Regions from separate parts of the Homo sapiens genome. Here region 2 is linked to region 1. Evidence: read pairs that join two places in POLR2A ChIA-PET (ENCODE). Cell type or tissue: MCF 10A. All regions are shown on one strand. Region 1 overlaps AFF3 (ALF transcription elongation factor 3). Region 2 overlaps AFF3 (ALF transcription elongation factor 3).

Region 1 (5,000 bases):
AATCTAGGTCCAGAGGGTTGTGGGTGTAGGAAGTTGATGCAGGTTGTCCAGATAGCCAACTACAGCCTCAATCTCAGAGGAGTAATTCTGTCACGTCTAGGGGCTTATGGCTGAGCAGTGACAAGGTGCTAACTGCAGACTGCACTGTTTGCTGCTCCTGACACCAGAGCAGAGCCAAGAAGATGGTGCAGAGGCTAAGGCTGGGGCAGAGGTTGGAGGGGGAATCAGAATCTGCCAAGCTCTGTTCAGTTCAGACACTGGTGTTGAGGTAAGAGACTGACCCGCAAGACCAGAAGGCACACAGTCTAATTCATTTTCATAGAAACTTACTAATGGGGTCCCAGCAGATGTTAAGGAAACACAGGTGCACAGCCCTGGCAGGCGTCACCTCTGCTAGGTCCTTTGTGTCTGGTTCAGTGCAGGTTTCCCATTGTCTAGCCCATCTATCACTGAACATAAAATTTTCCTATTCTTTCTGAGCTTTCAGGAACAGCATGAAAATCGCTCCCAGAGAAGAGCAGGATTTTGAGTGCATCCACCAGTGATCAAAATTTTAAGAATATGTAACTTTTCCCCCTGAATCTCCCCCAGAACCCTTTGGAACAAGGTTTTGTAGTTATACTTTGGTTTTGGTGGCTGTCTAGCACATCACTGCTTATGCTGGGGTGCCCAGGGGGACCCCAGGGTAAGCTGTGCTGCTGCCCTGATGTCCCTTGAAAGGACGCACAATAGTGGCTGTACTGGGCTGGAGATAAATGGGCATGTTTGAGTAATTATTTTTCAATATTACTTATCAGTCAAAGTCCTGTGAAGTCCCCAAACTTCATAATTTCCAAGATTGTATTAGTGGCATTTTAAATGATGGGGTTCTATGCAGTAGCGAGCCTATCAAATCATCTTAGATTCCCTCCTCTCTTCCCACCCCCACCCTCCAGCTCTACAGCTGACACATGGGCATAGAAGGTGCTGAGTAAATGTTTATTGAGTGAATGCCTTCTTTTTATGGAAGGCCTTTGCTGAGATTTAAGAAGTACTGTAATATTATCAGCAGCAAAGTCTTTACAGATAAATGCTGTTGGGTATTTTCTGGGAAGATTGCAAATCCCGTCCATTTCTTGTAGTTTACCGCTTCCTGGGGACCCGCTTTTCTTGGTGTCAGATTTTTTTGGTGAAAGCCCTAAGCTGACTGGGTGCAGTAGGTGTGGCAGGTGCCACCTGGAAGTCCAGAACTAGGAACTTATATTAAAAATAGGACTGTTTGCTGGGCACGGTGGCTCACACCTGTAATCCTAGCACTTTGGGAGGCAGAGGCAGAGGCAGAGGGATCACTTGAGGCCAGGAGTTCGAGACCAGCCAGGGCAACAAAGCGAGACCATCTCTACAAAAAATAAAAATGTTAGCCATGCACAGTGGTGCACATCAGTAGTCCCAGCTACTCAGGAAGCTGAGGCCAGAGGATCGCTTGAGCCCACAAGGTCGAGTCTGCAGTGAGCCGTGATCAAACCACTGCACTCCAGCCTGGGTGACAGAGCGAGACCCTATCTCTAAAACAGAAAATAATAGGACTGTTGGGCCTTGGCATAGCTCCTTTTCTTCTATGCACAAAGAGACAGCTTCATACAAAAGAGAACACAGTGACCACCCAGAGAATAGTAACCTTATCCTCTTTTCCTCTTTGATATTGTTCAGAGGATCATAGATGATACTGGTTAAAATGCTCAAAAAGCCTCTGGATCATCCGAGACAGACTCACAGTTCTTGGTCCTCTTCCTCCAGGCCTCATTGTCTTACTGCTTCCATGTTAAAGCACCCAGACCCTTGTCCAGAACTTTTATAGCAAGATAAAAGATCCCTTCCCTGAGCAACTTCCTCCTGCTTTGGGACACATCTTCCCTCAGGGCACAATCTGTCAGACACTCGCTCGCCTGGCCTGCTGTCTCCCCTCCCGGCCTGATGTTGGATTTCAGTAGGTTGCAGCTAATGTTGAATATATTTCAGATGCTGTACCCTCTCTGTGAACTATGAAGACATGATTAGCAGATACAATTAGCTACTTTAGCATTAAAAAAAAATCAAAAGATCTAGATTTTAGTTATTGCCCTGTTGGTTATTACTACATTGGCTTCTGCAATAGTTTATTTCTAAAGCAGGAAGAGAGTGGAAAATGGGTAGACCTGAGAATACAGCATTTCTTTTTTCTTCTGAAGGAAAGAAACCCAGCACTCTTTCAAAAGCTGTGAAAGCATTCTCATGATCTGGTAGATCCCATCTGTGCGTTTTTCAGTGACATACTTCAAGTACACGAGCTGCCGTCAAAGGACCTAAAAAAAAAAAAAAAGGAAAGAAAGAGAGTCGTGGGTGTTAATGAGAGGGGCCCAGCTTGACAGCTGTGGGGGAACGCTAATCTCTCCCTCCACGTGCCCGCCTCGCCCAGGGGCGTGATTAGCCTGCTCACACTTCCTGGAGGAAGTCTGGCGTAATGAAGTGTCACCCAGAGTCTGGAATGCCCCAGTGGATGCGTCACTGTGTAGCCAGAGAGGTTATCCTGGCTCTGACCTCAGCACTGTCTTCTGGAAACCACAGGGAAATGGATGGAAGAGATGGTGAGCCCCTCCACTCCACTCTGCTTTCACTCCCGGGGATTGGGGGGATATGGAGAGAAAGAACAAGACATTAGCAAGGAACATTCCGAACACCTGCAGTTCTCACTTATCAAATGACTTTCTCTCAAGGCTTTTGGAGAAAGGGGGCTGCCAGCTATGTTTTTTTTTTTTTTTTTAATATAGAAATATAGGCCTTGGGGAGACTGTGTGGTGGATTTCTTGACTGCTGGAGGTTTCTCTTACTCCTGTGATACTAGGAAGTTATTCCTGGTCACTTAGTTTCCCAGCAGAATGACCTGAAAACTCATCTGCCGTAATACAAGCTGAAACTCCTGGTTTCTCCTCAGCTTGTCCTCCTGTCAGTTCCATTCAGGGGAGAGCCGCCTTATCTCAAACCCACTGGGACAATTCCCAGTCAATGTCAACCCCATTTGTGAGTGACTGTGACCATCAGAATTCTTCCTAAAGAAGGATCCTTCGAAGCAAATGCTATTCATCAAGTTAGGGAAGTTATGTTGCTAACTTTAATTTTCTCACCTTTTGTCTTCAAGTGTTGGGCTTTGTTAAATGAGTAGTGGGAGAAGAATGGCTACACCTTATGTTGAATGTTTTTGGTCTTTGTTAAGGTGTTGAAACTCAGCATCTAGTGTACTCATAGAATCCCCTTTCTTGTGAGGCAGGGCCCACCTATAGAAACTGAAAATGCCAGTGCTTGTTTTTTTTATTTTTTATTTTTATTTTATTTATTTTTTATTATTATTATTATTATTATTATTATTATTATTATTATGCTGTGTTACCCAGGCTGGAGTGCAGTGGTGTGATCTCAGCTCACTGCAACCTCCACCTCCCCAGTTCAAGTGATTCTCCTGCCTCAGCCTCCCAAGTAGCTGGGATTAGAGGTGCGTGCCACCACACCCAGCTAATTTTGTATTTTTAGTAGATATAGGGTTTCACCATGTTGGCCAGGCTGGTCTCGAACTCCTGACCTCAGGTGATCCGCCTGCCTCGGCCTCCCAAAGTGCTGGAATTACAAGCGTGAGCCACCACGCCCGACCGCCAGTGCTTGATTTTTTATCCCGCCTTGAAGCCAGGACTTAGAGCCATGACCCAGCGTGACCCAGACTCTTCCAGTCTGATTCAGCCTCACCAGACTTTCTTGTGGAGGCTGGTGACACAAAGACCTGGAGAATGATTGGAATCCCTTCCAGTGAGGAGGGTGATGATGGTGGCAGTTTCTTCTGGTTTCCAGGCTGCTGTTTTCCTGTAGCACCATCCAGCGTCCCTTGACAGTGATGTGAGCTCATGGTTCGCTGCAGAGGCGTCGTCCCAGACCAGCTCTGCAGTGCATGGCTGGGCTTTTTTTCTGATGATGAGGTCTTCAAGCCTATTTTTGCAGGTCTCCTGGAGAGTCTATGGGAAACCCAGTATTCTCTTTAAAATGCCATTCATTTCAATTTAAATTTGCCAATGTTGGCTTTGGCTGCTTTCTACTGAACACCATGTGGAGTTGGTTAGCATCTCTCTTGAAATGTGGAAGAACTGAAAAAGAGAGGTACATAGTGTAACTCACAGATGATTGTAAACCTCTCTGAGGTGGGGAGCTTAAGATGCATGCATTCCATTTCCAACCAGTCTAAGACTGAAATTTCAACTTTTGCCTTACTCTCTTCAGCAACCATGTGTGAATTGTGTCCAGAAGGTAGCCCTGTTTATTTCTGGAAAGCTTGAGTATTGCGAAAGTTTTCCTTAACTGCCAATCGGGCTGCCTAGCACAATGGCTGACACATCGTAGGAGCTTAACATATTTGTTGAATGAATGATTGAACTGTAGTGTCCATCATTGCTTCTCATTTTATCCATAATAGGCTTATAGAATAACTTCAATCTCTTGTCCACATCATAACCCTTTAAAATGTAAGCCTTTATGTCCTTGAGTTCTCACACCCCCGGAATAAATGCTGTCAGTGACTTCCTGTATTCCTCTTCTTTGAACACCTTCCTAATGGATGACATCTGGAGCCTTTGGTCTGTAAACAGGGTTGTCTCCTTCTTTGTTTTACATTATTAATCAAATTAATTTTTCATCAACTTGCTTCTTTGATGGCTCCCAACTATAACTTCTAAGTTTTAGACACACAGGGCTGCTAAGCTGCCACTCATATATATGTTCTTGGAGTTTCATCATTGGACCTACATATAATACCCATTTATCTCTATTACATTTCATTTTGCTGGGTTGGTCCATCCAGCTTAACCGAGATCTTTCTGAATCTGATTCTGTCGTCAAACACGTGAACTCTGTGTGGCTCACCCAAGCAATTTGACAGCCAGGACCTTCCATGCTCATGTAAATTATTCTTTGGCTTGTTATTTCACCACTCTCTGTCTCTAGAG
Region 2 (5,000 bases), 170 kb before region 1:
GGAAGCCATGTAGGGTTTAAAGCCAGGGAAAATATGATTTTATTAATGCTGCAGGTTTATTCAATAAATACCATTGTGATAGTAGTATTGAAAGTCTGCATGTAATTACATGTAATAATAGCCTGTGTACTTGTGATGATGCAAATATCCCTTCTATATGTTTGGTTGAAAGCTAAAAGAAATGTTTTATGCAAAATGAGTCAATGAATTATATCTCCCTATGTTTCTAACAGTTTAATATTCATCATTTGGAGAAGATACATGCAGTTTTATCTATGTGTGGGCATAAATTGTTCCTCCGAGTAGGGCATGCCAGTTTTAGCTCAGGGTCTCCTCTTAATTTTGACTGTATATCCCCTGTGGCTACATGTCAAAATATGACACGTCAGCATTAGGCCAACCTGGATTTAATGACTAGGAAACTGTGAAATTTATATGATTTGGGGGCACGTGGGGGCTTTTCTAATGCCAGTTCCAAGGATAAGTGGCATGGAGGTTATTTGATTAATTGGACAAGCATAAACTCTAGCTCAGCTTCCTGCCTGTCATCTGAACACAGAACATTGAAGATTAGGCGACTTAGCACTCCAGAATTAAAATCATGATATTTCTTTTCCTATTAACAGACTATTTTGCTTAGCATTACACTGTCTTTTAGGCAAGCATTCACTGGGCCCCTGCATATGTAATCTTTACTTATGAGTGAGGAATTTTCCAAGGTATATGTTGAAAACACTGTGCTCCCTGAAGTCCAGCTATGGTTGAAGCCATGCCTTTGCAATGAGGCCCATTTAGTAGCTTCCGTGTGAACCCATCTATCACTTTAGTAGAGCTGGAGAGTGTCATATGCTCACAAGGCTCTTACTGAACTCCTTTGCTGAGATGGTTTGTGTAGAGCCATCAATCACACACAGCTCTCATCCTTGTGAGGTTATTCATTTGTGCACAGGCTTTGGCTCTGCATTGACTTGCTCAGGAAGACCCAGAGACCTGGATCATGGCTTAACTTTCACAGTGATGAAACAGAGGCAGTAACCTGATGATGGCTTGACTGTGAGCCCCAGTGCCACCTGACCCACCTGGATGATATGCCCTGTGGCCTCCTTGGAGGGTGCAGCCAGGTGGGGCTGTCTCCTCTAAAAGAGATCTGTCCTCTTGCTGCTCAGCATGACTTTCCAGCCAGTCTAAAACAACGCTGCCTCCCCAAGCCCTGAAGCTGTTTTCTAACACTGCTTTCACTTGTGATGGTCCATGAGAAAATCTTTGAAAGAAATAGCAAGCCTGTCGGTAGCAGGGGAACAAAGCAGGTGTGCCAGAGCCCTGGTTCTGCCTTGCTCTCATAGGCAGGCGACCTGACATCAGCCCTGGTCGCTCCTTCAACATCCTGCTCTCATCAGGGATTCATGGTGGTCCTCTGATGTAACTGATAAAACCAGGACATTTTTGTTTCTCTTATTGCTCATGATTAGAAAAGGGATTCATGATCTTGTTTTCCCTCTGCCTCTTAACTGAGAAGAGGATGGTCTCCAGGAACATTTGGAATGTTTGAAACTCAATGATGTATATTGGCCAAATTAGTAAAATAATTGTATCTCAGCTGGTTGGAACTCTTTCCTGGAGCAAAGTAGTGCTGCAGTCATTGGGTTGGAGGTCTTTCTTTGGGTGGAACACTGTATAGGGACTCAGGAGAGATGGAATTCCAGATAATATGTCACATTTTCTTTCATGAAGGAGATTGCAGTCTAACAGGGTAGGTTGTAAGCAATAATCGTCATATTACTTAATAACACTGGGAGGGGAGGCTTCTTGTGACAAGAGCGTGGAGGGTCGTGAAAAGGGGGCAAAGGTATGGGTCATTTAGGTTGATGAAATTCCAGTGAGGAAGCATGGCACATGCTGTTACTGGGTTTTGCAGTCCTTCTTAATGCTGAGGCAGATGATTGCAAGGCTGAGGTAGTGAATCTGCATTGGAAATTTATAAGAAAGAATGATTAAGATGAAAACACAATTTGACAGACATTTATCCACTGAGGCTAGTCATTGAGCTCTGTGCTGGGGACAGCAAAGAGGAGTTCCTGTCCTAGAGAGAACAATGGAAAATTAGTCTGTACTGAATGTGAGCACAAGGTGCCTGGAACAAGGAGGAAGCGACAGGCAATCACCTCAGGGACTGTTTCCAAGAGGAGGGGAACTTTCACCAGAGCCAGCCAGTAAGTGGGATGTGGTGGGGAGAAGAGGAAGTTCAAACAAAGTTAGAAAGTGAGCGAAGGCATATGGATGTAAAGGAACATGACCCATTAGGGAGCCAGCCCGGACATCAAGAATATGGACCCACGCAGAAGATTAACGGGTAGAGCTAATAAGGGAGACAGGCTAGGTCATTGGCCATGGGGGAGGGCCTTTTTGTTTTTTTTTAGAGAGGAGTTCTCCCTTTGCCTTCCAGGCTAGAGTGCAGTGGTGCCATCATAGCTCATTGCAGCCTTGACTCCTGGGCTCAAGTGATCTTCTTGCCTCAGCCTCGCAAGTAGCAGACACTAGAGGCACAAGCCACCACACCTGGCTAGTTTTTTAATTTTTGTAAAGATGGGGTCTCACTGTGTTGCCCAGGTTGATCTCGACCACCTAGGCTCAAGCAATCCTCCTGTCTAGGTCTCCTAAAGCCCTGAGTCTATAGGCCAGAGCCACTGTGCGCTGCCCAAGGGGACCTTTTATGTTATGCCAAAATTCTGGACATCAGGTCTGGTAGAAAACACTTGAAGGACTGTGAATTCGATAAGATAGCTATTGGGGAAGCCATTGTAGATTTTTGAGGATGAAAGAGATATAGTGAAGTTGGTATTTCACTTAACTACAAAAATTTTAGACACTGCTGACCTTTTTCTCATTATAAAAGTAAAACAATTAATTTCAGAAAAATTCAAAAGTAGAAAAACTATAAAGAAGAAAATAGGCTGGGCATGGTGGGTCACACCTGTAGTCTCAGCACTTTGGGAGGCCAAGGCAGGTGGATCACCTGATGTCAGGAGTTCAAGACCAGCCTGGCCAACATGGTGAAACCCCGTCTCTACTAAAAATACAAAAAATTAGCCGGGCGTGGTCGTGGGCACCTGTAATCCCAGCTACTTGGGAGGCTGAGGCAGGAGAATCGCTTGAACCCGGTGGCGGAGGTTGCAGTGAGCTGAGATAACGCCATTGCACTCCAGCCTGGGCAACAAGAGCGAGGCTCTGTCTAAAAAAAAAAAAAAGAAGAAGAAGAAGAAAATAAATATGCTGCATAGTCCCATGACCCTTAGATACAAATTAAATTATTTAAATGCTTCGTTATGTGGCAGACTTTTTGTGCATGTATGTGTCACAGGTAACATCATGGGGAGATTTTGGACCCGTGCCCAGCCTCTGTCCCCTCAACTGCAAGCCACATGATGTCTTTTACCCACCCTCTCCTGTGTTTATAAAATATATGAGAAATAAAATCAAAGCTCTCTTTGTGTTATTAGCTCACAAAATGGTTGAGATTGTTTACTCTTTGTCTTTCTGTAAAACACTTTTTGATCAGAGCAGCCCTTCTCTTTTTTATAAATGAGCCCTTTTTTTTTTTTAATTTGAGGAAAATATAAGACAACTTGATTGTTGCTGGAAGGCTGGAATCCCAAAGTGAATGGGGTTGGGGTCCAGGTGGCTCATGTGGTTTTAATCTGCGGGAGTAAGACCAGACAGCGACTTTAGCGCTTAGAGTGGTGGGGAAGCGGGCGGGGCTTAGATGTGCCAGCCCAGCTGAGGTGTCCTTGGGCGTCTCCTGCAGATCCTTCTGTCTTAGACTTCATTGCAGGGGACTGATGGCTGCAGTGTCTTCACCCTCTCCTCTTCCCTTAATGGCTTGATGAGGACTTCCCAGGTACAAAGAAATAAAGCCTAGAGTTTTCTAATTTGAAATAATAATTGACCTTGAAAAGTTTTCTTTTACCCATCGTCATTTCAGAGTCTGCAGAGATCCAAATCCAATAATTCCAAAACAAAATTAAAAACACAAAAACACTCAAGGTTGAAGTTGAGACTACTGTCCTTGACCTTCTCGCTGATATATATATATACACACCCACATATATTTATATATTATATATGTTTATTTGTAAATAGATATAGATTAATTTTTATATATTTTATATATTATATATTTTTATATAATATATAAAAATAAATATATTTATTATATTTAATAATATATATTATACACAAATTAATATAAATATATATAATATATAAATATATAATATATAAAATATAAATATATATTTATATATAAATAATATATAAAATATAAATATATATTTATATATAAATAATATATAAAATATAAATATATATTTATATATAAATAATATATAAAATATAAATATATATTTATATATAAATAATATATAAAATATAAATATATATTTATATATAAATAATATATAAAATATAAATATATATTTATATATAAATAATATATAAAATATAAATATATATTTATATATAAATAATATATAAAATATAAATATATATTTATATATAAATAAATAAATATATATGAAATAAATATACCCCCCATACATGTATGTATAAAATATGTGTATTCCTATTTGGGCCTTTCACACATGTTCAGATCATACCCTGTATAGTTTTGAATCTTACATTTTCACTAGTATTGTAAACATCTATTATTAAATACCATATTTTTCTTGAAAACACATTTGTAAACTACATTACATAAATATACCATAACTTGTTTATTCTTGGACCTTGAGATTTTTTTCTTCTAATATTTTGGCTGTTACATGAACATGTGCTATGGTGAACATTCTTGTGCAGAAATCATTGCACACATTGCTGTTAATTTTCTTAGTAACAGTTTTTAACAATAGAATTACTGATTAGAGGACGTGAGCTTTCAGAACGCTTTTGATATATTGCCAAGTTTCCCTCCAGAAGGATTTTACCTGTTTGGCTGTCACCAGGAG

The links. Peaks named below come from ENCODE experiments on the same cell type or tissue, not always from the same donor. Only the 100,000 strongest peaks of a DNase experiment are listed, where the experiment ranks them.
Region 2: POLR2A ChIA-PET joins it to region 1 with 7 read pairs; 2 of 35 experiments call an interaction of 5 or more read pairs at or near these places.

The regions. Positions count from the first base shown.
Region 1 is chr2:99,865,356-99,870,355 of GRCh38, reverse strand. All of the region lies in intron 7 of AFF3 (ALF transcription elongation factor 3), which reads left to right. Among named protein-coding and RNA genes, the nearest start is that of AFF3, 270 kb to the left of the region's middle. RefSeq lists an enhancer at 1,843-3,042. In MCF 10A, no CTCF peak of the experiment used is centred here; a DNase peak (open chromatin) is centred at 2,505.
Region 2 is chr2:100,036,973-100,041,972 of GRCh38, reverse strand. All of the region lies in intron 4 of AFF3 (ALF transcription elongation factor 3), which reads left to right. Among named protein-coding and RNA genes, the nearest start is that of AFF3, 100 kb to the left of the region's middle. In MCF 10A, no CTCF peak of the experiment used is centred here; no DNase peak of the experiment used is centred here.